Regions from separate parts of the Mus musculus genome. Here regions 1 and 2 are each linked to region 3. Evidence: chromatin loops called from intact Hi-C (ENCODE). Cell type or tissue: left cerebral cortex. All regions are shown on one strand. Each heading gives the region's core, and the rest is flanking DNA. Links, peaks and the distances in the headings are about the cores only. Region 1 overlaps Zfp827 (zinc finger protein 827). Region 2 overlaps Zfp827 (zinc finger protein 827). Region 3 has its middle 67 kb from the start of Gm39204.

Evidence for each region. A loop is a pair of places that touch in the nucleus more often than their neighbours do. Peaks named below come from ENCODE experiments on the same cell type or tissue, not always from the same donor. Only the 100,000 strongest peaks of a DNase experiment are listed, where the experiment ranks them.
Region 1: it touches region 3 in a loop (12-fold over the local background); 2 of 42 quality-filtered maps call a loop at or near these places.
Region 2: a loop joins it to region 3, with 8 times the contacts of the local background. A loop is called at or near these places in 2 of 42 quality-filtered maps.

The regions. Positions count from the first base shown.
Region 1 is chr8:79,137,640-79,145,639 of GRCm38, reverse strand. All of the region lies in intron 8 of Zfp827 (zinc finger protein 827), which reads right to left. Among named protein-coding and RNA genes, the nearest start is that of Gm30271, 60 kb to the left of the region's middle. In left cerebral cortex, for the core only: no CTCF peak of the experiment used is centred there; DNase peaks (open chromatin) are centred at 3,834, 4,481, 5,847, 6,583 and 4 more places; H3K27ac peaks cover 1,413 bases.
Region 2 is chr8:79,147,139-79,155,138 of GRCm38, reverse strand. All of the region lies in intron 8 of Zfp827 (zinc finger protein 827), which reads right to left. Among named protein-coding and RNA genes, the nearest start is that of Gm30271, 51 kb to the left of the region's middle. In left cerebral cortex, for the core only: no CTCF peak of the experiment used is centred there; DNase peaks (open chromatin) are centred at 3,263 and 4,384; H3K27ac peaks cover 915 bases.
Region 3 is chr8:78,934,566-78,945,218 of GRCm38, reverse strand. No RefSeq gene overlaps it. Among named protein-coding and RNA genes, the nearest start is that of Gm39204, 67 kb to the left of the region's middle. In left cerebral cortex, for the core only: no CTCF peak of the experiment used is centred there; DNase peaks (open chromatin) are centred at 3,066, 3,466 and 4,153; H3K27ac peaks cover 1,770 bases.

The sequences.
Region 1 (8,000 bases), core at 1-8,000, 200 kb before region 3:
GCATGGACGCACATTGTTCTCTTACAGAAACCAACACTTTAACTTGTTTATTACTGATGTGTCTGAGAAGGGCTAAGTTGGACACCATTCTGACAAGGACTAATGAAAGACCTTTCTCTGCACATAGTACTGAATGGGATCGACAGTTCTCTTCTGAATACATCTACACTGACCACGGCCAGCTGGCAAGGCACAGCTGCGCTAGTCATGCATGCACAGCTTCTGCCCTTAGCAACATTAGGTGAAGACAATCCGTGGCTGTAAACCTTTCTCCCTCTAAGAAACAGCTTCCCAGCCTTGGCTAATCTCGGAAGCACCCGAAGAAAAGCTGCATGTGGTGTGGACGTTTCCAGATTGGCAGCACAGCAGGCAGGGGATGTGTGACTTCCATGTGCTCCCTTCCGAGCCAGCAGCTCAATGCTTTGGGAATGGCCTGCGAAGTGTGGCTTGTGTCTTCCTTACTTTTGAACTGCATCGATGAAGACCATGACCAAAAGCGACTTGGGCAGGAAAGGGTTTCATTTCACCTTACAGCTTGCAGTCTTTCATTCAGGGGAGCTGGGGCGGGAACTGAAGCAGATGCCATGAGGAGCCCTGCTTGTTCTGTGACCCATGAGAGCTCGACGTACTTTCTTATACCACCCTGGACCACATGCCCAGGGAGGGCACTGCCCTCAGTGAGCTGGGTACTCCTATATCAACCACAGTCAAGAAAATGCCCACACAGTCTTGCCTACAGCCAGCCCGCTGGAGGCACTGCCTTCAAGTCAGCCCGATGGAGGCACTGCCTACAGCCAGCCCAATGAAGGCATTTTCTCAGATTAGGTTCTTCCCAGATAACTGTAGCTTGTGCCAAGTTGACAACAACCAACCAGGGACAGGTGGTAAGGCTGAAATCTACTGCCACTGTCCTCCTCACTGTCAAATCTGAGGTGAATGTGCACTTCCACTGACGGCCTCTCCACGTGCACATAGCACTGCCATCTAAGTAAGCCAAGTGGCCGACAGAGGTAGACATGATGTTTTAAGCCCCATGAATTCCCACAGACCAGTATGTGCACACAAGCAGCCCGATGAGAAATGGGACATTGCAGCTTCCTAAATGATCTTCTCTGCTCCTCCTAGTCAACACCACAACCCACCTTTGTGACTTTCAAGAATAACGGTTGTAATTTCTCCCCTCCCAGCAATCAGTGAGGGGAGAAGGCTCCCACCAACCCCTGCACCACAAGTAGACTCTGAATTCACCTAGATCAACTCCTTTGAACAGAAGGGAACCAGGGTTAGCTAGTGCCACAGCACCCTTGATTATCCAGGGTTAGCCAGTGTCACAGCACCCTTGATTATCCAGGGTTAGCTAGTGTCACAGCACCCTTGATTATCCAGGGTTAGCCAGTGTCACAGCACCCTTGATTATCCAGGGTTAGCCAGTGTCACAGCACCCTTGATTATCCAGGGTTAGCCAGTGTCACAGCACCCTTGATTACGGCAGAACTCTGAGCTGAACAAGATCTAGGAGGAGCCTGGAGACCTTCTAACTTCTTCCTACTGGAAACTGGGCTGGGGATAGCCCTAGTTTTGCTGAACCCTGGCCCACAGCATTTCCTTTTGCCCTCTGAGCAGATTTCAGTAGTTCTGTCAACACGCTTTAAACAGAAATGTAGGGCACAATTTTAGAAAACCACTTCCTCAAACCAGGAGAGGCATTCAAATTTGTGGAAGTTGGAGTTTCATTCTAGAAGGCTTGCCTAGCGTGCATGAGGCTCCAGGCTCAACCACTGGTATCAGACAATAAGCAGTAGTGGTATCGGCAATAGTAGTAGCAGTAACAAAGTGATGACCTAAGTCCCAAATGGAAGACACATTGCAAATGACTACAGCATTACTAGGCACTTAAAGCAAAGAGGGAAGATGGAGATGGAAGAAGATGAAACTAGAGTTCTACTGACAACAGTAAGAGCTCACATCAGTTCCTCCAAGTATCTTAATAGCGTTCTACATTTAGTTCTGCCTGGGCACAGGACATCCTTCACACGTGCGGTGCTGAAACTGGGGCAGGGAGGTGAACTCCTCTGTTTCCTGGCTCCCACATGGCTACACATCTGGCTTTGGATTCTTGCACTGACTCAGCAACTCCATCACTGGAATGAACTGTATAGTCTCTGAGCCTCCACCAATCACCTGTATGGCGGTGATAATCCCCACGTCTCAGCGAGCTGCTCCCACAGCCAGGTGCGAGGAGACATCACCCACACCTGGCAGAGGAGATCCTTGATATCCATTGCTTTCTCTGTACAGGAAGAATCTGTTTCATCAAAACGTTTTTTTTTAAGAGGGTCTTGCCAGTACCCCATGTTCTGCTATTTGTCTATGACTTGGCCAAATCTAAAGAGTCTACTTCATTTGAGAAGGCTGAGGACATTCTCTGCTAGAACCCAGGGCACACTTGTATTTCTGTCTGTCCTCTGCCTCCCTCTGTCTCCTGGAATCACATGAGGTTTGAAAATGCAGAGGAATGGGGCACATAGCTTAGAGTGTATCTTTTCAACCAACTGTCTCAAGGAACCCTTCAGATCTGGCCAGCAGCGTGTTAGGCAGGGTGACTTGCAGGTGGTACTGCCATGCAATGTCCTAGAGTTTAGAAAGTGTTAACAGCTTCCTGAGCCTGTGACAAAATAGCTAAGAGAAACGTGTTATAGAGAGGAGAGATCTATTTTGTCCATGTTTCGTTGGTGCTGTCATTTTGGTCCTCCAGTGAGATAGACAGAGAGCATCACGGTGAGAAACAGCTGCTCTCCTCATAGGGGTGGGGGACCGGGAAGACTAGGGCAGGGATCCAATAGTGAACCAATGTCCTTCTTGTAGCGTCACTTCAGTCGCTGAAGTTCTCACCACCTCTCAAGAGTGCCATCAACTGGAAACTAAATCTTCAACACATGGTGCTTTGGGGGGCATGTAAGAGACAAAGCACAACAGTACATGACCTTATAGACCGCTTAACTTGGATTGACAGCAGGTAGGGAGCAGAGAACGGATCCAGAATTGGATGGGGGGTGGGCAATTGATCAATCGCTCTCTCTTTTCTCTTCCTCTCATCTCTCCCTCCCTCTTTTTTATTTGTCTGTGTTGCTGTGTTCTCTGTGTGGTGTAGCATGTGTGTGCCCAGTGTGTGTGCATGTGTATGCAGGTGTGTAGGCATATGTGTGCACATGTATGTGGAGGTCAGAACTTGGCATCCTGTATTTCCCTCTCTTGCGCCCCATCTTATTTGTTTGTTTGTTTGTTTAGAGGTGGTGGTAGCAGCTGTAGCGGCAATGGTCTTCACTGAGCCTAGCGCTCACTGGCTAGAATGGCTGGTCAACGAATTCTGGGGATCTGCTCCACGGCTACAGGACCGGGATTATAGACCCATGCCACCGCACCCAGCTTTTATGTGGGTGTTGAAGATCAGAACCCAAGTCCAGGTTCATGTGTAGGCACACTGATGACACCGTTTCTCCAAAGCCAGCAGCTGATTTCTAAAACAATCTTTTCACTAAACGTCCGGTTCTGCCTGTCACACCAAGCTAGGAGGAAACTGAATTTCCCCACGGCTGACACAGAAACGCATCTTTTTGGAAGGGCGCTGCTAATGTTCTTTACTCTTTCCCTTCTTACAGATGTAGAACAAATAACAACAAAATGGTTTTTTACTGTGAGAGAGAATGGGGGGAGGGAGGAATTTACGAATGTTTTACATCATCTGACTCCAGGCTCCATCTGAAATAACAAACAGAAGCACGAGAGACTCCAACGCCTCGGATGAGTCCCACGGAGACCCACATTTCCCTTCACACCCACTCTGGCTGTGTTTCTGGTTTTTGGCTTGATGCAGAGCAAACCCTGCTGCGATTTCAAAATCATAATAACTCAGAATTGAAGCACCACATTGTTTCCAGGCAATCCCGAGGCGTTTCCTTAATGGCCCCTGCCCACTGCAAGATGCCGGGAAAACACCAGAGGCAGGTACCACCTTGATGGTTTCCCCTGGAAAACGCCTCGCCTGAGTCTTCCCTCTGTTAATGTACATCTCTCACGACTTTAGGCATTCGATATTAGACAAAGTCCATTGTTACACACACCTGAGATTTCTATCTCACACCTCACAGGAAAGCCCCTTCACACCTCTGTACAAACACCACTCGAAGCCCTACCACTCATGGTACATCCACACATGGCATTAGGGGATCCCATGTTCCCATGCCACTCTGACAGAAAGTGACAATGACCTTTATCTCATGATCATTAAGGATCCCTGATGTTACCTCAGTCGAAGATGCTCACAGCAAGTGAGAATGTCAGGTCTGGTTCTCAGGGAAGTCGCTTTAGAAATACTGGCAACAACCACGGCCAAGGCATTGGGAGGCTCTGTGCTTCTTCTGTGTCTGAGACAGCGGCAGCTGTGAGCTGCAGATACCATCTGCTGATGCCTAGTTAACTGTGCTATTCTCGACTGCTTCACAGTCCACACAGTTCCCACTAGCCTTACCTACTTTGCCCCACTCACGGCCCCAAATGCAGTCACACACGTGGAATTGGCCACGGGTCCCCTTGGCACAGCTCTCCACTAACACTGGGCCCTAGCTGCTAAGTTCTACCTCCTCCCAATACCATGAAGCTGAAAACCAAGCCTTCTGCACACACAGGTCGTTGAGGGAGTTTCAGATCCAACCTCAGCAGTTTATACTGATATACCACAGTCGCCTGTTGAAATATCGCTGTGTTTGCTGCAGGTACTAAGGATATGGTAGATTGCCACTGGCCATAGTGAGCCTCATTCGCCAACTGGGACTCTAAGAAAATCCAAAGGGCTGGCATAATCTTGCATTTGCTATGGAAATAAGTTTGCTAAGGAAATAAAAAGTTGAAATATTTCAAGTGTGGCATTCAAATGACCTAGAAGGAGGTTTCTAAGAACACCAAAGTTTTAAATGATACTCTGAGAAGTTACTTTGTACCTATCTACAAAACAAAGATGAAAAGGAAAGCCATCCCCACCCCTGCCTCCCCATCAGACATCCTCACCCCTGCCTCCCCATCAGACATCCTCACCTCTGCCTCCCCATCAGTCATCCTCACCTCTGCTTCCCCATCAGACATCCTCACCCCTGCCTCCCCATCAGACATCCTCACCCCTGCTTCCCCATCAGACATCCTCACCTCTGCTTCCCCATCAGACATCCTCACCCCTGCCTCCCCATCAGACATCCTCACCTCTGCCTCCCCATCAGACATCCTCACCCCTGCCTCCCCATCAGCCATCCTCACCTCTGCCTCCCCATCAGCCATCCTCACCCCTGCCTCCCCATCAGCCATCCTCACCCCTGCCTCCCCATCAGACATCCTCACCCCTGCCTCCCCATCAGACATCCTCACCTCTGCCTCCCCATCAGACATCCTCACCTCTGCTTCCCCATCAGCCATCCTCACCCCTGCCTCCCCATCAGACATCCTCACCCCTGCCTCCCCATCAGTCATTCTCACCCCTGCCTCCCCTCAGCCACCCTCATCCCTCCTTCTCCTCAGCCATCCTCACCCCTGCCTCCCCATCAGACATCCTCACCCCTGCCTCCCCATCAGATATCTCTTTCCTGGCCTCCCCATTTCTGCACAGCTACCTGCAATCTCTTTGCCACCCTTTTGATTGCAAAACTGACCACTTTCCCAGATCAGTCAACTTTCTGGCCCTGCCTCCCTTGCCTCTATCCAAGCTCTCACTAAGTGATGCCATCCTGGGACTGCAAAAGCTCTCCCTGTGAAGCAACTTTGGGAAATCCCATCTTCTCCGGTGATTCAGCATTTTGCTGCTCAAATGCCGCCCACGGTTTTCTAGAGGCAGCACCCACAACTCACTCTAGACCTGTTAAGATTCTCAAGTGAAGTATCAGTCTCTGTGTTCCCAGCACTGGATTTACTGGGCCCAGGTATGGACTGAAAGATCTGTGTGATACCCTTGGGTCCAGATGCATTCTGAGACTCGCACCTTTTCTGCTTTCCAGCTGGTGAGGTGGTGCACGTCACCGTGTAAAGCAGGGTCCGACAGCAGCATGGGGGCAGGGCTTGATTACCTAATATTCCAGTAACAAACACACAAACCTCCTCCTTGTCATACACCATTAGATTCTCACTTAACTTAATGGGAGACAACTTAAAAATAGTTCATTCGAGGGGCTGGAGAGATGGCTCAGTAGTTAAGAGCATTGGCTGCTCTTCCAGAGGACCCTGGCTCAATTCTCAGCACCCACATGGCACTTCCCAACGGTCTATAACTCTAGCTCCAAGGGATCCAATACCCTCATACAGATATACATGCAGGTCAAAGACCAATGTGCATAGAATAAAATGCGATGATTAAAATAGTTCATTCAAAGACACTGGTTGGTCATTATGATTGCTATCTCCTATTTTCAACTTGACTGGACTACGAACCCTCTTCAGAGGCAATGAGATGAGCCCGTGGGAAAGGGCTCTGCTGCCAAGCTTGCTGACCTGGTTTGACCCCTGCGACCTGAATGCTGAAAAACAGAACTGACTCTTGTGGGCCGCCTTCTGACTTCCATATGTGCTGGGACACTTGGGAACACGTGGGCATTAGTAAGGTAGCCTCTGGGTGTGTCTACCAGGCTTTTCTACGGAGCGTTGGCTGAGGAGGCGATGCCCACCTTCAATGTAGGCGCAGCCTCTCAAGGTTGAACTGAGAAAAGGAGGAAAGCTGATGCTTCAGACCAAGCGCCTCCTAGCTCCCGCCTTCTGCTCCACAATGGCTGTCCCATCTGAACCATGAGCCAAACCCTCCTGTAAACTGCTTCTTGTCAGGTATTTGGTAGAAGCAAAGAGATCCTTGAGGCTTCTGTGTCTTGGAGCCATATGAAGGGACCAGGGAGCAGGTACAGGGATATAGTGCCCATTTGCACAGTGTAGACGTGAAGCAAGAGTGTTTGCCCTCAGAGTCTCTACACTGCAAACTTTGGTCTTCTCTAGTGAGGGGGTCGCTGGGGCTCTCCTGACAGTGCTGTCTTTGGTTGAGGATCACATGTCCACAGTGGTGTTTTAAATCTTCTCATTTCACTTCCGTTTCCAGAGAACTTCCACACCAAAAACCCAAGTCTACCTTTCTTCATTTACTTAGGTAACTGTGAACACATCAGGATCCTTTGGTTTCTAACTGCCTAGAGAGGGCTCTCTGTTCAACAACAGGTTGATTGCTCTTTACGAGGGTCGATTTGCAGGTTTAAAATCCCAGTGATGTTCACTCCATCTCCCTCCAAATAAGATCTAGCTTTAAAGTGTGAGTTTATATGACATGTAACGCAAAGCTATCACCACGGAAAGCTTCCACGCACAGTGCACATTTAAACATCCACAGGTTTGGCTCCTCCAAACCCCTCCAAGCAGACTTAAACACAGCTAAGTCAGATGTGACGCCTGCAACACAGGGTTTATATATACATCATGGGACACTGGCGGTACGGGTCACAGCACTCTGGCAGGCAATTCCTAGGCAGTTATTTTGACATTAGAAAGTCACAATCCATCAACTTAACAGCGGGGCAATAATTTGGGGGACCGGGATAACAGCTCTTCAAATGACACAGTAGGGAGCAAGCAGCGGCTCCAAGAGGCCCTGCCTGAGAAGAGAGATAGAAAACTAGGCAGAATCTCCTCAGCCCCTAGAACCGATCATGACATCATGTCTTCTTGCTGACCATATTTCCTCCCGGGGCTGAACAGAAATGCCCTCCCACAGAGCCAAAGAAAATGGCTAGACTCTGGTTGGCTGTGTGGAGACAAGAGATGGCTCTGCCTAACACTTCTAGGTTGAGAAAGACAGACTTCCGCTCTGCAGGGCACACACTGTGATGCCCACAGCGGCTTCAGAAGAAGCCACTGAACTTTTCAACACGGCAAGTTACTCCGCTCTCAATATTCTGTGAAACAGAGCTCCTGGGGGTTGTGGGCTG
Region 2 (8,000 bases), core at 1-8,000, 210 kb before region 3:
AAACATCCTCACCGGCCAGGGTTTTAACAGCTTAGTTCTTGGTAGTTTTCGAAGCTTGACGAACGAAGCAACTCCTCACTAAGTACTTCTTCCACGAACCGGGCACAGGCAAACCCCTCATTACAGAAGATGCACACTCACACAGGAGGGCCGCTGACAGTCTGCTCGCCACAGGCAGACAATAGACACTAGGGAAAGCCCACTGTAAATACCCAGATGTTGTCTTGCACATTATAATTTGGCGTAACAGCTAGGAAGTGCCACTATTAGGGGTTTGGGTATGGTAGATCACCCCTTCCGTGGCAGTTCTGGCTAAACACATGCACATCATTACCTCTAGGAAGGTTCTGAAAGCGCCAATTTACAGAAATTCACAGTTTTATTGGCCAAGTCAGACCTGCCCAACATACCTCTGTCGAGATAATCCAATGAATTCTGTGTGAAGCTAAAGTCATCTTCTCTTGCAGCCATTGCCTTTTCTAAAAGAAACAATGGCTTCATCTTCTCCTAAAATCTAAGTATTATAATTTTTTGAGCCCTTTAATATTAACAGAATGAGCTATGCATACATTTCTCCCCATAGGTATTCAGGTCTTACACAGATTAAAGGGGAAAACATTCAAACATTAACCAACCTTAATAAAGCAGAACCCCCACTTTATAATTTAGTAATAAAGTTGAATAACATAAATATCAGGGAGCGTTCTGTACCTGTAATTACCTAATTACTAAAGGGGTGGTATTGGCTAGTTTTGTGTCAACAGTCATCAGAGATGAAGGAGCTTCAGTTGAGGGAATGAATGTCTTCATGAAATCCAGCTGCAAGATCCACAATTAGTGATCAAGGAGGAGGGCCCTGCTCATTGTGGGTGGTGCCACTCCTGGGCTGGTGCTCCTGGGTTCTATAAGCAAGCCAGGGGGAGCAAGCTAGTGAACAGCACCCCTCCGTGGCCTCTGCATCAGCTCCTGCCTCCAGGCTCCTGGCCTGATTTCCCTTAGTGATGAACAGCAATGTGGAAGTGTAAGCTGAATAAACCCTTTCCTCTTCCACTTGATTTGTGGTCATGGTGATTCAACAGAAACTGTAACTAAGAAGGGATACACATGGATTCCATTCTCTACAGGAAGATGGCTCAGCCCACTTTCCATGCGTGACTGATCTCTGTATGGGCAGGCCTCTGCTCTCTTTCAGGGAACTTTGGGCTTTAACGATTAATCAAAGACAATCAGAAAAAGAAAGGAAAGATCAAGTCAGTCTATTGCTGGAACATTCCAACGGGCTCTGCACACCTGCACAGAAAGCTGTTTCTCACTCTTCCCTTCCAGTCTCACCTCCCAATGCTTGACAGATTGTTTCACTACAACACTCTTCCACAAGGCAGGTCCCGGCTTCACCCAGCTGCCAGAATGACACCTCCTTGAAGGACACCTACCCCTTCCTTGTTCCTTGTTTTGCTTTTTAAGATACATGCTAGACTCTGGACTAGTCCCTCCAATTCATGTGTTAATATTGGGAGGCAGGTCTCTGGGAGAAGGAACAATTAGGATTAGGGTGAGGCCCCTGTAGAAGGGGCAAACTTGTGTCTACATGGGGCCCTCAACCCTACATTCTAGCCTTTTTGGTGCAAGAAAGTACTGTGCAGGCTACTGAAAGAGAAACCTGGCCACCAACCCACTCACAAAACCTTTGACCTACAATCTGTCCTGCCTGCAAGTGGTGCAGCAGAACTTGTGGGAGTGGCCGAACAATGTCTGGTTTAACCTGAGGTCCACACCAGGAGAGGGAACCCATGCCTGGCACTGCCAGGATGGCCAGGAACCAGAGATTGGATATGCCAGAGACCTAGGGTAGGACTGAATATGACAGGCAAAAGAAAAAGACAAGATCCAAAAACTAATGAAGTAGTCCCTAATGCTCTTCTCTACACTCACAGATCCATGCCTAGTCTGGTCAGCATCAGCGAGGTTTCCTACGGCAGCAGAGGGGAGCAGATGCACAGCCGAACACTGTGTGGAGAGTGTCTACTTGAGGTCTCCATTGGGTCCCTCCCCTCAGAACTTGGGAAGAACATAGCCCATTGAATCAATTAAGCAGGGCTCATACTGACTCAGAGGCTGGAGCTGTAAACATGGAGCCTGCCTGAGGCTGCACGGGGTCCCCTGTACCGGGTTCCCTGCATGTGTGCCGTGGTGTTTTTGTGGGTCTCCTAGCAGTGGGATCAGGCGTATCTCTGACTCTTTTGCCTGCTCCAGACCCATTTTCTCCTATGGTGTTGCCTTGCTTGGCCTCGATATAAGTGTTTTTGCCTTGTCTTACTGCATCTTGTTTTGTCCTGTTTGGTTGTTGTCTCTTGAAGGCTACTCTGTTCTGAAGAGAAATGGACGGGAGTGGGTGTAGGAGAGAAGGGAGGTAATAAGGGGCTGGGAGAAGTGGAGAGAGGGGAAAACTGTGTCAGGATGCACTGTAAGAGAGAAGAATCTATTTTCAATTGAAAAAAAAAGAACAGGAGGAGATGCAAGGTGACACTCTGCTGTCTTAGCATGTGATGCCCTCTGTCATATTCTGATGCAACAAGAAGCCCTCACCAGATGTCCATCAGATAGATGCTGCTACCGTGCCTTAAAATTCCCAGACTCCAGAATCATGACTCAAATAAACTGTATTCTTCATAAATTACTCACGTCCAAGTACTTCATTACAGTAACAGGGAACGAAGGAAGACAACGGTAGCATATGATAGATATATATTTATGGAACTTATTTCTGTGTTCCCTGTTGTTGCTGACAGTCCATATATATAGGTATACATAGGAGTGAGTGAACGCTCTTATCCCACTGTACACACATCTCAAAAGCTTCTCGTAGTGCTTGTTAAATATTCAATGATGCTCAGATCTTTTTGTATTTGATTCATTTTATAGCATCTCATTATCTTCTGTCCCTGATGGAATGAAAACAGTCTGAGGAGCAGTCAATGGGTCCGGTCTGCAGCCAGTGAGATGGTTTTTCTAAGTGACTTCTTGGGTAGAAAATTAAAAAGATGCAACAGAGATCTGAATGCTCACGGTACTTCTTTCTGTGACTACTGAAAACACTCTCCATCTGCAGCCAGCCTTTAATTAAACCTGAGTCAACGGTACTTAGGAGACCAACAGGCCAGTGCAAGAACACCACAGACGGACGCACTGAACATACTATTTTTGACAAGCAAGTTAGTGAAGATGGTATGTGGCTCTTGTATAATAGCTGGTACCCTGAAGCAAATTTAATTAATCCATCTTGGAAGGTTAAACTTGTAAGGTTAAAAATAAGTAACCACCCTCGAATTGGCATCTTTCCTTGGGTGAGCTTGGTAAATCTCCAGACTGGTCCATGTGATTCTTGTCATAATTGTAGTTCATGGGTATTTCACAGCTCTTTTTAAATAGCTTATGGGATGAAATGATGTCTAAAAAGCTTTCCCAAAACTTGCTCATTGCTACACAGGGTATCTAGGAGCCTCAGGAGACACCCACCCTGTCTGTGGCCAAAATCATTGTTACACTCACAGCTTAGAATTCAGAGCAGCGTGAATCTTATCTTTTTTCTTCAAACTCTTATTCCCAAGAATACATTTACTTTTCTTCATAAAAATGTTTTATAATCATTATTGAATTTCAAGGGTAAGTGGAATGGGGGTGAGGGGCCAAAAAGTCCACAGTAGCTACTATTACCGCCCAAAGACTACGGCAACAAACAGTCTGGTGTACCTCATGTCCAAATGGCTTTTTTTTAATGTAATTACTACGAAGGGATGGAACCCAAGGCGATCTAACTCACACAGGAATGGTATTTTTAAAATACCACATTTTCCAGTGATGGAAAGTAACAGTTGGAAGATGGACTGGCATGCTTTAAAAATTAACATTTTTCAAAGAAATGAAAACCAATTTGATCAAAAATAGTGTCAAAAATAACCTTCACACACTGAAAACATGCCTACATGTTAAAAGCATTCATAAGAGTTATATTTCTTTACTTTTTGAAGTAAACTTCTCCACTTTTCTTTTGGCAACTGCCCACATAGTGTATGCAAAAATAATAATTGCTGTGAGTCATCTTGCTCCTTAAAGTCACCTTACTCCAAAAATGGTCACTTGAACCACATGGCCATTGGTTCCCTCTGCTATACTCCATCAAAGACTTGCAGCCAGGGACTGGACTTGTCTTTTTCTTCAAACCTTCCCTCAGCAGGCTGCTGCCGCTCTCTTCTTACACCGTTTTCTGACTCCTTCTCTGTCTCTAATGCAGCAGTCGCCCTGATAACTGCATGAAGCACCCATTCACCAGTCCTCGAACTGCATGTCCCTAAGCCACGTTCTACTGAAGCATCGGCAGCTCCCGGTGACTCATTCCTGCATACTAAAGGAGGGAAACTACTCTGAAGCAGGATGAGTCATTCTGATGGGAAAGCCCCGACGGCAAGGATGGGAGAGGTAGGTGCCCAGAGACCGAGGGAGCTCTTCGCTGGAGGGGACAGTAAGAGCAACCAACACAGAGCACAGACTAAAATATTCCTTGTCTGAAGTATTTTGACACCAGATGGATGTTTTCTGTGTTCGTAGTATCCCCTATGCACATATTAAACAAAACAAAACAAAACAAAACAAAACAAAACAAAACAATATTTTCATTCTGTCTAGCTATAAACAGCTAATTAAATTGTGTTATTTTGGGTCTATTGGTCTCCTGGGGTCATATTTAACTGTGGGTCTGACAAACTTGATCTTGTCCAACTCTCCAGGCATAATCTGTGACAGAGACTTCCAGGTTTGGTGGCAAGCATTCAGTATGAGAACATTTAAGACAAATATCTCTTTGTTCGAAAAGAAAACAACGCATTGAGATTTTTCTGATTATAAGCCTAATATATACTTATCATAAAGTGTAAGTCCAGAAAACGTAAAAAGTTCTCACAAGTTCAACTCCACCAAGGCGAAGTCAGCATTTCCAGTTCACCCTTCTTGGTTTCTCTCTCTATGTGCACATTTTCCCAGACGGTGATGTCAGGTGGCCCTGGGAGTGTGCTGCGCACGTGTGCGGTTGCACTGCCTGTTGTCAGTTGTCAGGGGACAACTTTGAGGATCTTTCTACATTGTCCTCTGCCTTATTTGTTTTTGAGACAAGACCTGTCACTGAACCCAGAATGCCTTGCCCTGGCTAGACTGGCTGTCTGGGGAAGCCCCGGGATACGTATCCTCTCATGCTGGGATAGCAGAGACATCACATCAAGCTTCTAAGTGGGTCCTGGGGATCTGAACTCAAGTCCTTGTGTGAGACCAGCAAGCGCTTTCCCTAGATGAGCCATCTCCCTAGTCCTGCTTTATGTTCCTAGTCAATGGAAGACAAGCTCGTGTTACTCTGACTTCCCACTGAGGAACAACTTGCCCAGACTTATTGTTTTATTAGATTCTAGTAATTCATTTAATCTGAGATTATTCACTCACATTCATATGTGTAAAAGCCATCTCTCAAACAGACAAATACCACAAGAAGAGGAACAGAGAACATACACTAAACAAGAACACTTCTCACTCAAGAGCCTCATCTCTGGTCTCGGTTCAGTTGACCCATCTCTAGAGACATAACCTATGTACATACAAATAGATGATGGACACACACAAGGTACTGTCTTTAAAAAAAAAAAAACAAAAACAACATCAATAAAAACCGACAGGCTTGTGGAACATGCTGCTTGCAGCCAGTTTTTGTTTTCTTTTAAATCTAACAATATGTCTTTTGCAATAAATCCCCAAAGCTGCTCATTCTCTTGAAACAGCTTCCTTTAAGCTCCCTGCTTTGGTTCCCCAGACCCCAGCCTTCGGATACCCAGGCGGTCCCGCTCCTCATCCTGTAAGCACCTTCTGGTCTCATTCGCCCGAGTTACTTGCTCAAGCGTATTTGCAGCTGACGTCACAGAGTGGGACGCTGGCCCCTAAGTTCTTGAGCTTGAATGGAGCACACATCTGCCACTTCGAAGTCACCTTTCCTTCTCATTTCCAATCAGTGTATCTTATGCAACCTTGTCTTCCATAAGTCCACAGTGAGTCCGGACAGGAAACGGGAGCTAAAAAGCTAGATAGTCAGCACACAAGCACACAGCGTGCGGAAATGGCCCCGCCCATGTGAACACCTCTGGCGTCAGTAGCACCCGTCCCTGGGCTCAGATCTTTAAGAAGGAAAGAGAGACCCATAAGCCTGGGAGACAGAACCTGGCAGCTTCAGGAGACTCACTCTCTTCAGGAGGAATAGACAACTGGGAAAATGTCAGATGCACTATGGGAAATATTTCCAAAGCAAGAAGAAAATGTCACAAATGATTTTTTAATAACTTAAAAGAAAAAAAAAGAAATTACCATTTCATGGGCTGTCCAAATTTTATAGAAATTCACCCTGAATTCAAATCTGTCTCACACACTTTTTCTGTAAGTGTTTCTGAGAGGCTCCTCTGTGATTGGCTGCTATTCACACCACAAGAGCTGTTCTTCAATAAAGTGCTTTACATTAAAAATCTCATGGAATAAAGAAGTTAAATAATTAAAAAAAAAACCCTCCTGTTAGCTCAAAGATGACAATTTTACTTGAATTATTTTCTTGTAATAATTCTAAACTTTTTAATATGGGACTGGATGACAGAGAATTTTATGACTAGGGAATTTATAATCATACAAAATAATAAATTTGGGGCATATCAAAATCTGTATTATGGTTTCGAATGGTTTTTGAGTCAAATTCTCACTATGTTGTCCACACTAGCCTAGAATTCTTGGGCTTACACAATGATCTCACCTCACGCTCTTGAGTAGCTGAGGCAGCCCACCATGCCTTCTTTACTACCTCAAGCATCAGACTTTCACCCTGAAGTCTTGCACTTCCATCTCCCTGCCCAGAGATGCCCTCCAGCTTCACGGCTGGTTGGCAGTTAGCTCTTCATCTATGATGAGAAAATGTACACAGAAGCCAGGAAATTCTACCCTTCCATGATCTCGTCAACCCCCTTAGATGGAGAGCAACTACATGGCTAAGGAGCTTTCTCCCACACCTATCTGTAAAGGGATCTGCTTTAGCCTGTGATAAAACAAAGAAACAAAAGCCAGAATAAACAAACAAAACAGATCTGAACCAAGTAAGGTTTATTGAGAACCCTCTTTTGAACACTTGATACTATTATAGCTATACAATAATAGAGTTTTTCTTTTCTGTCTTTTTTTGGGTGGTGGTGGTGGTGGTGGTGGTGGTAGTAACAGAACCCAGGTTCTCCCAGACCCCCTGGTTGGGGACAGGGTCTTACTATGTTGCCCTGAACTTGAGCAACCCTCCTGCCACCTCCGGCTCCTGAGCTCTTGAATCGCCACACCACCCCCAACACAGTATTTCCAAAACACTGTACTCTCACCCGAGATCTCTTGAGTAGCTACAATGGGCACTAGTTTCTGATGAGACAATGGCCTCTAGTCTACTTTATGCCTAACAAGGAGCTTCTAAAGAAGCCAGAGGCCTAATTGCTAGACTCAATGTGTGCTGTTAGACGGTTGCAATTCTTTCATGTCTCGCCAGCCTTTCCAGCTGACTTCTCACACCCAGACCCTCCATTTATTTCCCAAGGCCTTTCTGAGTCTACTGACACTTGCTTAGCCTACTGACGTGCTAGCCCACAGTGTGGGAAATTATGTTCTGAGAGCCCCTTCAACTGATAAGCCCCTTGGGAAGCCCCTTGGCTCACATCTGCTGAGTAGAAGAATCTGATGTGCATGTGTTCACGTGGCTTCCTAGTGTCTTAGCCAGCTTTCTGTCTCTGGGACGAATGAGGCAGTCAACTTATAAGAGAAAGTTTCTTCTGACCTCAGAAGTTCTGTGCAAGGTGACTTGGACGTTGGATCTATGCAAAGGCATCTCACCGCAGTGAGTGCACAGAGCAGAGGGAGCCGCTCAACCCAAGGTGGCCAGAAGTGCAGAGGCA
Region 3 (10,653 bases), core at 1,142-9,141:
AGAAGAGAAGAGAAGAGAAGAGAAGAGAAGAGAAGAGAAGAGAAGAGAAGAGAAGAGGAGGGGAGGGGAGGGGAGGGGAGGGGAGGAGAGGAGAGAAGAATGTAGAGGAGAGAAGGAACAGAATTGCCATGATGCAGAAGCAGAGAGTTCAGATTTAAGAGCTGCAGGAGAGAAATTATCCAGTAATGTAGGTACAAAGGGAAGGCAACCCCATGGAAGGAAACAGGGCAGCAGAGATAAAATATAGATAGAGAAAAGGTTAACTCAGGAATACTGGAGGAGAATGTGTGCTAGTCGAAGGGAGGTTTGGAAGTGCCCAATCATTGAGCTAGTCAAGGCATATCAAAATTAAGCTGATGTGTGTGTGTGTGTGTGTGTGTGTGTGTGTGTTTCATTCAAGAATCCAGAGAACTCTGGTGGGTGACTAGAAGGGTATTAACAATTCACCACAACAATCTCCAAATTATCAGGAGGAGCCATTAGCACAGATACAGTGGAGAACATAACATCCTAGTAGCAAAGTTCTTTCTGCACAACCTGAGATCAATATCTTTAGGCAAGAAGAGAACAAAGTAATGAGGATTGAAATACATTGTATAGCACAGCGTGGTAGCTCACAGCTGAGATTTCAGCATTTGGTGAGTCAGCCTTATTTAACATACTTTCACTGCCAGGTCTGTGCTCTAGATACAGTAGATGCAGAACAAAACTATGCACATTCTCATTGGTCCAACATACAGACACTGCCTGAAAACCACAGCTTGCCATGCAAGGTATCACTACCTCAAAGATTACTGCCTTTGCTGGGTCATAAGAAGCCAGTCATATCTCTTCTCAGTGGTCTCTTATAATCAGTCTTCTGATAAATACACAAAAGCAGTGCTCTCAAGGGTAGGTTTTTTATTTTAACTTTTCATTTTTATTTGTTTGTGTATGTGCACTTGGGTGTGGCTATCCATGAAGTTACAGGAGGTTGCAAGCCCAATCTAGGTGCTCAGAACCAAGAGCACTGAGGACCTTTGACCCTTAACAAGTCCAGGCTGCTTGTGAGAGGGCTGATCAAGCTCTTGCAAGTATTGGGGAAGATGTTCAGACAGATGCAGAAGGAGGGGGGCACATGGGTGGAGAAACCATTAGGATGCCTAGAAAAAGCTCACAGCAGCTGCAGGGTAACAGAAAAGTGTTGGAAGGCTATGGAACAAGGAACCCGGGATACCTACAATTTCTATGATTCAGCAACTTGGACTGTCCTCAACATTAGGACAGAACACATGTGCTCCTCACAATCCCATGCAGAAGCCTCTCTTAAATGACAGAAGAGAATGAAAGCATTTTTTTTAGTGGCAGAAGGGCTAAGAGAGCAAACATGGAGAATAAGGGGCAGCAGTGAGTAGGAGCTGCCAGCAGGTGGATTCCAACCTTCTACCACTCTATTCACACATGCATCCAGTTGAATGGGTTGGAGGAAAAATCCATGCCTGCCCTAGACAGTTCTGCCAGACAGTCATTAACACAGCCAGTGAGCCTTTTGTGCCAGTCGGGCCCCACTACATTTTCGTGGCCTACTCACTGTCCAGCACCCTTGTCCATTGCTTTTCTCCTCCTGCTAAAGGACTCAGTCTTCTCCTGTTATACTCCTCTTGCGTCCCCTTGAAGTTCCTATCCTCAATGTCATAATTCACAGGGAAATGAGAGCAAGGTAAAGGCAGCTCTGCACTACGCCCTGCTGTTGGGGAGCACACCTCACACAAGCTCTAAGCTACCTATCTAGAGTCTATTTCCTTACTTTAAAGTTACAGCAACAACTGTCTGGTTTTTCTCTTCTTCTCCCATTCTTCTCTCAAATAATTTCCATTGGTCAGCATCTCTGCTATAATGCCTTCCATTTAAAACAATGGAAACTGGGGGCTGGAGAGATGGCTCAGTGAGGAAGAGTGTTTGCTGTGCAATCATGAAGCTCTGACTTCAGATGTGAGCACCTGTGAGGAAAGCCGGGTATGGTTGTGTGCGGCTGTTGCCCCAGAGCTGTGAGGACGGGTGGCTGGGGCATGTTGCACACCAGCTTTGCTATGAGTTCAGTGAGAGACCCTGCCTCCGGTGACTAAGGCAAATTGTAAAAGAGGAAGAAATCAACCATAGTCATTTGCCAATCTCAGTCTCTACACACACATACCAGGAATGTGCACCCAAATTTTTGCATGAGTGCATGTATACACACATACATACATACATACATACATACATACATACATACATACACACATACACACATACACACACACACATACACACACACACACACACAGGAATAAAAGAAAACTTTTATTCCCACTCATGTGTTTTCTGTCTTATCAGAGCTGGTCAGTCACCAAGGACCTCTATGCTCCTGTGTCTCAGCCCCCTGTCTAACGTCTCAGTCAGCAGCTAATGATATTCTTCTTCATGTAATTGTCTCCTGATTTCCTCTCCACCTCTGCAGCCATTCCTTCTCCATCTCCTATGTAGTCTTCCAGAATCCCTGATTGTAACACATCTGTGTATCTCATGTCTCAATGCCCAGACTCTTCTTTCTATATATCTACAAACTCCTTCATCACATCAGTGTGTCATCACTTGTATCTGATGACTTCAAAGCCTGTATGCCCAGCTGAGATGGCTTGATTTTCTTAACTCAGTTATCCAGCTACCCACTTGAGTTCTCTCTGTAGATGTCTAATGAGCTATCTCAAAAGAAGATGCCCAGAATGAAGCCCATGCCCTCCCTACGGGCATCTCCATCTCATGTGCTCTCCTTTCCATTTACTCAGGGTAAAAACACTGCGTCATGTTGGGCGCTGCTCTTCCTGTGGCCTGTATCACCATCTCATGCCTGTGATCATCAGCGCATCCTGTTGGCTCCAACTTCAAAGCACAACCAGAAGTTGAATGCTTGTGGACACTTTTCCCACTCCTAACTGGAATCTCACTAGCTGGGAACAAGTGTGTTATGGCTTGCCTGGCTTACGGTAGTCACATACCACCTGGCCTTCATGCTTGCCTTTAAACAAGTCAGTCTGTCCTCGGTACAGGATGTGTGTCTGTTCACTGTGAATTGACATTTTTCTGCTCATGGTTCATTATTGTCTTAGCTTATTGAGGGTAAAAGCCAGAGCTTATAAAGACCCTCACTCGATGCTAATAGGATCTGGTCACCAATCACCTCTTGACGTCCAACACCTTCCTCCCCTTCTCTCCACAGCTTTATTGGGTCTTGTTACTCTACCAGGATGAGCCCACTCCTATAGGTTCTTTGCATTAAATCATCATGCTCCAGAGTGTTCTCTCAGTGAACAACCCCTTTACTTCTTGAAGTCTTTTTCATAGACACCATGGTAAGAGACAAAATAGCAATGCCTATAGAGATTGTGCCAGAGAATATGTCCAAGCTGCAATTCACCAGATGTCTAGACTGTTAGTCAAAGCTGTGGGTAGAAGTGATACATGAAAATGTGCGAAATCTCAACAAAGTTCCCTTCCATTTCTTTCAGGACGCTCATGGATGGTGTGTTCCACCTACATGACCCAATAACCCAAGAAAGGAAACTGCGCCTCTGACACCAAAGAGAGGCAGCGGGAAATTCCAGGGTGATCTTGCTGGGAAGTCCTGGGAAATGTCAGTAAGTCCAGGAAGAGAACACTGCAGAGGAAGACAGTGGCATAGAAGTCGCCGAATGCATCTGCTAATACTAAGGACACAGATCTGGTTTTGTAGGCTGGGGATAACATATGAGCATCATGTACAAAACCAGTAGTTTGCTTTCTGTGTAGGGAACAGAGCAGCCATAAAAGATATGGTAAACACAATCATAATGTCTTAATTGTCTCCTCTCTGCAGTACTTTCCCAGTTATAAGAATAGCTTAATCCAAAATCGTATTATAGCCATAGTAGGGGGATTTAAGAAGATATAGCAGCGAAGAACCATGCCATATTCACATAACACAGGGATACTGGCAGTAGATGGTTTGTATTGAACAATAGCAGAAGAGCCTGGAGAATGAGTGAGGCCCGAGTCCTGTTAACAGGTCATTCAAGAAAAAATTGTGCAGAGAAATATTTCAGGAAGATATATTTGGTAGCTGGGTGAAGGATGAGTGAGTCATGGAAAAGACTAGAATACTGTTTTATTTAAAGATATGATTTTAAAGGATCCGTGCTTTTGTGTGTGTGGTTTTTTTTTTTAACTATAAAATGGGGTCAAAGTTAGTTTCATGTCAGCCTGGAAGGTGGTCCTCCTGTGAAGCTGGATGCTCTCCCTGTCACCTTCTAACTGGGAGATGCTGAGCTGACAAATGAAGGAAGAAGAGGCAGACACAGGGTTTCCACTGGGCAGCAGCTTCTTCTTAGCCAAGACCCTTGGGAGACAACCAGCCACGGGTAATACCACACTCCACAAATTTTCATCTTCCTGTACTTGCAGCAAAATTTATTTTGTAAGTTAGATACAATAAGGGCTTTGCAGCATCAATTAAGAATAACAATAACAAAGAATAATTACAAGCATATGCTGTGATAACTTATTTAAATGTTAGGAATGTTTCACCTCTTGATTTTGTCACTTTCCCACTAAAGGTGGACTATCTGGTGACTGACTGAGACTGAACAGACAAAGCACAGTAGGGTGGGCGATTGTATACAGCCCTGGAAGTAGTCTAATGAAGTTCTTCCTGGATAATTTCACACTCTTCCCAAAGTCCATCTTCTGATATGCATCCACTGACTTTCCTTCTGTCTTTCCCATGTCCCCTCCATCACTGTCTGCATAATACCAAGGAAAGCCAGCTCCATAGCTGGACATTTTATTTCCTCTTCAAAGAAGCTACAGATAGAGATAGTGACAGGCCTCAGTGCAGTGTGCAGGATGTCCTCGGGGGAGTGTACAATGAGGTCATCCCTCCAGGGACTGTTCTCAGGCAATGATGCAATACAGCCTAACTGGTCACTGGACTCTTCTAATGGCCCGAAGGAGCTCTGGAGTTCCCCACTTCAGAGATAAGAGTTTTTTTCTGAGGTATACTTCCCTTTGAGCCTTTCCCTTTCACAGCTGTCAGACCTCCATTGTGACCTGAGGGTTTGACCCCTTTGTCTTCCCCAGGTCTTTGGTCCAATAATTATTTTACATTTTTAGTTCCCTCTGATACCCACTCCTCAGAATACTGAGCCGTCACAGTTAGAACCAGGATCTATCCAAGAAAACAGATATGAAGCAAGGTCTGGGGAACGATTCACTAGGTAACAAAAGGATCCCACCTGGAACAGGATGTGGGGCATAGAGGAAGCTGGTGGTCCATTTGCTAGAGCTCTCATCAGTGGTGATCTGGGAACTCAGACCCTAGGAGGGGAATGACAACCACTAGGACAACAGTCTTGAAGGATTTCTATGACTTGCAGAGGTATTATGAAAAAGGGCCACTAGATACTATGTCATAGTTTTTGTTGTTGTTGTTGTTGTTGTTTTTTTTTTTTTGGTTGTTGTTGCTATCATTAAGTATCCTGACAAAGGCAGCACACAGAAGGAAAGAAGGAAGGAGGGAGGAAGGGAGGAAGGGAAGGAAGGAAGGAAGGAAGGAAGGAAGGAAGGGAGAGAGGGAGGGAGGGAGGGAAGGAAGGAAGGAAGGGAAGGAAGGGAAGGAAGGGAAGAAAGGGAAGGAAGGGAAGGAAGGGAAGGAAGGGAAGGAAGGGAGGGTTGATAGAAGGGAGCAAGGGAGGAAGGGAGGGAGGGAAGGAAGAAAAAAGAAAGGAACAAAGGAAGGAAGAGAGGGAGAGAGGGAGGGAGGGAGAGAGGTTGGGAGGGAGGGAGGGAGAGAGGGAGGAAGGGAGGGAGGATGGACTAATGGAGAAAAGAAGGGCAGGAAGGAAGGAATGATGAATGGATGGAAGAAAGGAAAGAACAAAGGAAGGAAGAAAAGAAGGAAGGAAGGATAGAAGGAAGGGTGAGTTTGTGTTGGTTCCCAGTTGAAGTACAGTCCATCATAATGTGAAGCCAAGACAGAAGGAAAGTGAAGCAGCTGGTCACATTGCATCAGTAGTCAAGAGGAGAGTAATGAATCCTGACACTCTGCTCACATTCTTCTTTTTATACAGTCCAGGATCCCAGGGAATAGTGACACCCACAATGGGCATGTCTTCCCATCTCAATTAACCTAATCAAGATAACTGCCACTGGTACGTCTAATGGTCTGTCTCCCAGGTGATTCTAGACATCATCAGATGTGAACATTAACCACCACACTGCATGTGATGCCGTTTTGAAATTAGGCAGGTGGGACTAAAGAGGTGGTTTAGCAGTTAAGAGCATTGGCTGCTCTTACAGAGGACCTGGGTTCAGCTCCCTGTACACACATATTGGCTCACAACCACCCGTGACTCAGCTCTAGGGGATAAAATGCCCTCTTCTGGCTTCTGTGGGCATCCATGCACATTTGTTACATAGCAACACACACACACACACACACACACACACACACACACACACACACACACACACACTTTTTTTAAAAAACAGGGAAGAGACTTGAATAAATTCCTCAAAGAAGTATTTATGGCAAGAGCATCAAGAACATATAGAAACTCTAATTTGATGGTTAAGATGAACAATAGAAATGTCACTAAATCCTGACAAAGATATGTAACTATGGTAACTCCCATGGGTTGACAGTGAGGTGCAAACGTAGCTTCTTTGTTAATCAGTTTGCTTTGTAGTTGTTGGGACAGGGTCTCACTACACAGCCCACACTGCTCTCAGACTTTGTAGTTGTTGTTGGGACAGGGTCTCACTACACAGCCCACACTGGTCTCAGACTTGGGATCGTCCCCTAAGCTTCCAGTGTTTGCATTACAGCTAGCGGCTTTGCCAATTTCTAAAATAGAAAAGGCCACATTGGCGGATGTGTATATATGGCACAAGATGGACATGCGTTCTAAGGACAACTCAGAGAAGTTGGATCTCTCCTCTCATCTTTACGTGGATTCTGGAGATTGAACTCAGATCATTAGGTTTGTGTGCCAAAGTCTTTATTTTCAAATTGCCAGCCCCTCCCTGTTGCTGGAAATATTAAAAAAGAAAAACGACACGTTCCCACTCTAGTGCTGCCCCCTCCCCCGCCTCCAAATGGAGCACAGGGCTCCCTCTGGGCCATCTCTCCGGTGGGGCCACAGGGCCTCCGCTGGGCCTTCTTACGTGACCACCCTGTTATCCATCTCTCCAGCGCCCCCGCTCCTGCCCCCAGTTCATCTAGCTACCACGCAATGCCCCCCACACCCCATGATCTGCCACCTCACCACCAAATTTACCCAGTAGAATAAAGACTCTTAATGTTTAATTAACCAACCAAATTTATGTATAAATAATATTACAATTTACAGGATGTCAATACAGTCATTTCAGAGCCAATTGATAATGATAAAAGCTTTATTCCAATATTTCTAACCTTATTAAAACATAACTATTTGTATGGCTAGTAAATGCCACACAGGTCCACATCCGAAGCCATCTCGGTTCTCTTCCTTTCACCTGGGATGCTCCCTCTCTCGCCACAACTCTTAGCCCCACCCCTTTTTCCCTGTCCAATCACAGACCTTCTCTGAACAGGGAAAAAATCCTACGACATATCACCCTTTCTGTTTAATTAATAATAATAATAAAGACTTTCTCTCAAAATATAAATTGAACACAACTATTAGCATTTTGTAAATTATATTGTATAAGATAGACCTAACACCCAGTCCAACATTTTGCCAATAAAATTGAATGCTGTCCTCTATCCTACCTTAAAAGTCTGTAGTTCTGCACCTGGCTATGTCTTGGCTTCAGATTGAATGACATCTGAAAACCATCCTCTCAAATCTGTTCCTCTCCAAGTAAAAAGCCTGGGTTTGCCAGGAGACTATGTAGTTTTTCAACCCCATCAGAAATCCAAGAACGACTTATAATAACTGAAAATATATAGGAAGCCTAAAACAGCTTCCAAAACTTAGCCAATTTATAGAGACCCGGACAGTCCCTTACTTCAAAAGGTTGGAGCATCGGTTTTCAGCCTTCTGACAGACTTAGAGAAACAGGAATTAAGGGCTAGTCTACTCTATCTCAGCAGAATCAAGCTGTCCTAACCTGTAATTGTGTCTTTTCTTTGGACAGTATTATGTCTGTAGATGAAATGAGGCAATTCTTGCCTAGTGGCTGTTTGCTACAATTGGAGTAACTCAAAGATGCTCAGTTTCTTATAATTGCAGTTATTTATTTAATCTGCTTATTTATAGAAGATTATTACATGTCATGGTATGCATGGGGAGGCTAGGAGGACAACCCCTGAGAACTGATTCTCCTCCTGTCATGTGGATTCTAGGGATTGAAGTTTGAGTGAAGGTTGACAGTAAGGCCCTTGCCTGGCTGAGCCATCTTACTGCCTTGCTAGTGTTCTTAGAAAATAAACTTAAGCATGCAAAGATGGTAAGAACATTTGCTGTCCTTGTAGATGACCTGGATTCCATTTCCAGCACTCACAAAGCTGCTCCAATCATCTATAACTCCAGTTCTGGGGATCCAATGCCCTCTTCTGGCCTTCTCAGAAAGTCTGTGCACATCCTACACAGACACACAAAGGCAACACACTCATATGCATAAAATAAAAATTAAAAAATAATAAAAACAAACTTCCCATTCTAGCTATTTACCCAGGAAGAATGAAGACACTGTGCCCCTTCATGTGGACATGAAATTTCATAGCAGTTCAATTCATAATCACTAAGAACTGGAACAAATCAGATGCCTAATGGGAAATGGATAAACATACTTTGCTACAGCCATACAATGGAATCTATTGCAATAAAAAGGAATGGACTGTTGATATGAGCAGGACGGATGACTCTCAAATGCATTGAATTGGAAACAGCCAGATGCAAAAGAGCCCACTTATGACTGCACTTACATGATATTTTAAAAGTCATCAGCATGGGAGAGGAGTCAGATCAGTGGCTTCCAGGGCTGTGCCACGGAGGGAAGGACTAAATGGAGAAAGGCACTGTGGGAGACTTTTCCAGGGTGGCAGTGGTGCTCTACACCTTCATGTTGGCAGTTGCTCCTCTCTGTTGTACATAGCTGTCAAATCTGATCAAACTGTACGTTCAAATTATGCGGTGTGTAAAATGTAACCTTAATTAACTCAATAAGAAATCCCAAACAGAATTTGTTGCGGTGGCTCAGCATTGAAGAGCATTGGCTTTTCTTTCAGAGGACCCAGATTCTGTTCCCAGAACCCACATTGCAGCTCACAACAGTCTGTGACTACAGTTCCTGAGGTCTAATATCCTCCTCAGGCAGCACGCATGCACATGTTGCACACACATATACAAAGGCAGCCATACATACACATACAACAAAAATAAACAAACCTTTAAAATAAAAACCACAGTGTTTCTTCTGTCAATACAAGTGTCCTGTTAGGATGCAGCTTCTTCTCCTGCTGTGAGGTGGGTAAATTGGGTTCCCAGCATACTTTAAGATGACACTGAGCCTGGAAATGGGAAGAGGAGACTATATCCCACAGAAGTGGGAAGAATCAACCAGCATCAAATAGCAAGAGCCAAGGGATTGAATTGATGTTGAGAGTGGTGAAAGAAATAAGAATACATGACTCAATAAAGAAGAGGCTATAGGCTTGACACACTCTCTTGAGACACTGAACTTAACACCCTGGTATGGATCTTAGGAGACAAGGTAAAATATGGCTGGGTGGTTTCTGGAAACACGGTCTTCACAAAGACTTTACCATAGAGGAGCATTAAACAAGCATGTTGGAAAATGACCTGCTCAGCTGATGTTAGTCTGTCTTTGTTATTGGCTACCCTGATCTGCAATGGCAGGAATAGCATGGATATGGACAGGGAGGTGGTAGCTCCCCATACATCCAATGGCATGGATTCCTGTGATGAAGCTGTCGCTGGGACTGAGAGTTTGACCTTCCAGCCATAGATACTAAAAGGCAACTATAATGTGGCACTATCACCAGCGCAGAACAACTTTGGTGGTAGACTATATTGAGTATCTTCTACCAGAAAGGGGTCATGATTCATCCTCTCTGAAGGAACAGCTGCTCATGTATATGTAACCCACAGCAACTCATCGTTGTTTTGGAAGCTTATAGAACTCCTGATATGAGCATCGTTGTTTTAGAAGCTTATAGATCTCTTCCTGATCTCTTGGTGTGAATTCATACACAGCCTACTATGCAATGACAGACCCATTAAAGGAGCCAAACACTCCGAGGCCAGTTTATTGTGCCCCAATCACATTGACCACACCATGTACAGGTGGCTCCCCTGAAAAGCACAAGAACAACTTTCTACCAGATCAAGCCCAGTGCTAGCAAAGGTGCTACACTCTGTAAGGGGTCACCAAGGTCTCTAGGATTTGATTGTGTAGGATTTGATTGTGTAATCAAAGACTTCTTCATAGAGCTTGGAGAGGTATGTCCCCAGTATGATGTATATATAGAGAGAATCTCTTGTGTATTGTATGGATACATCACCTGACAATTTAAAAGCCTATTATCTATGGCTTAGGCAAGAAAGAGAGGTAGGACTTCTGGGAGGCAGAAAGGATTCTGGGAGAGTACCA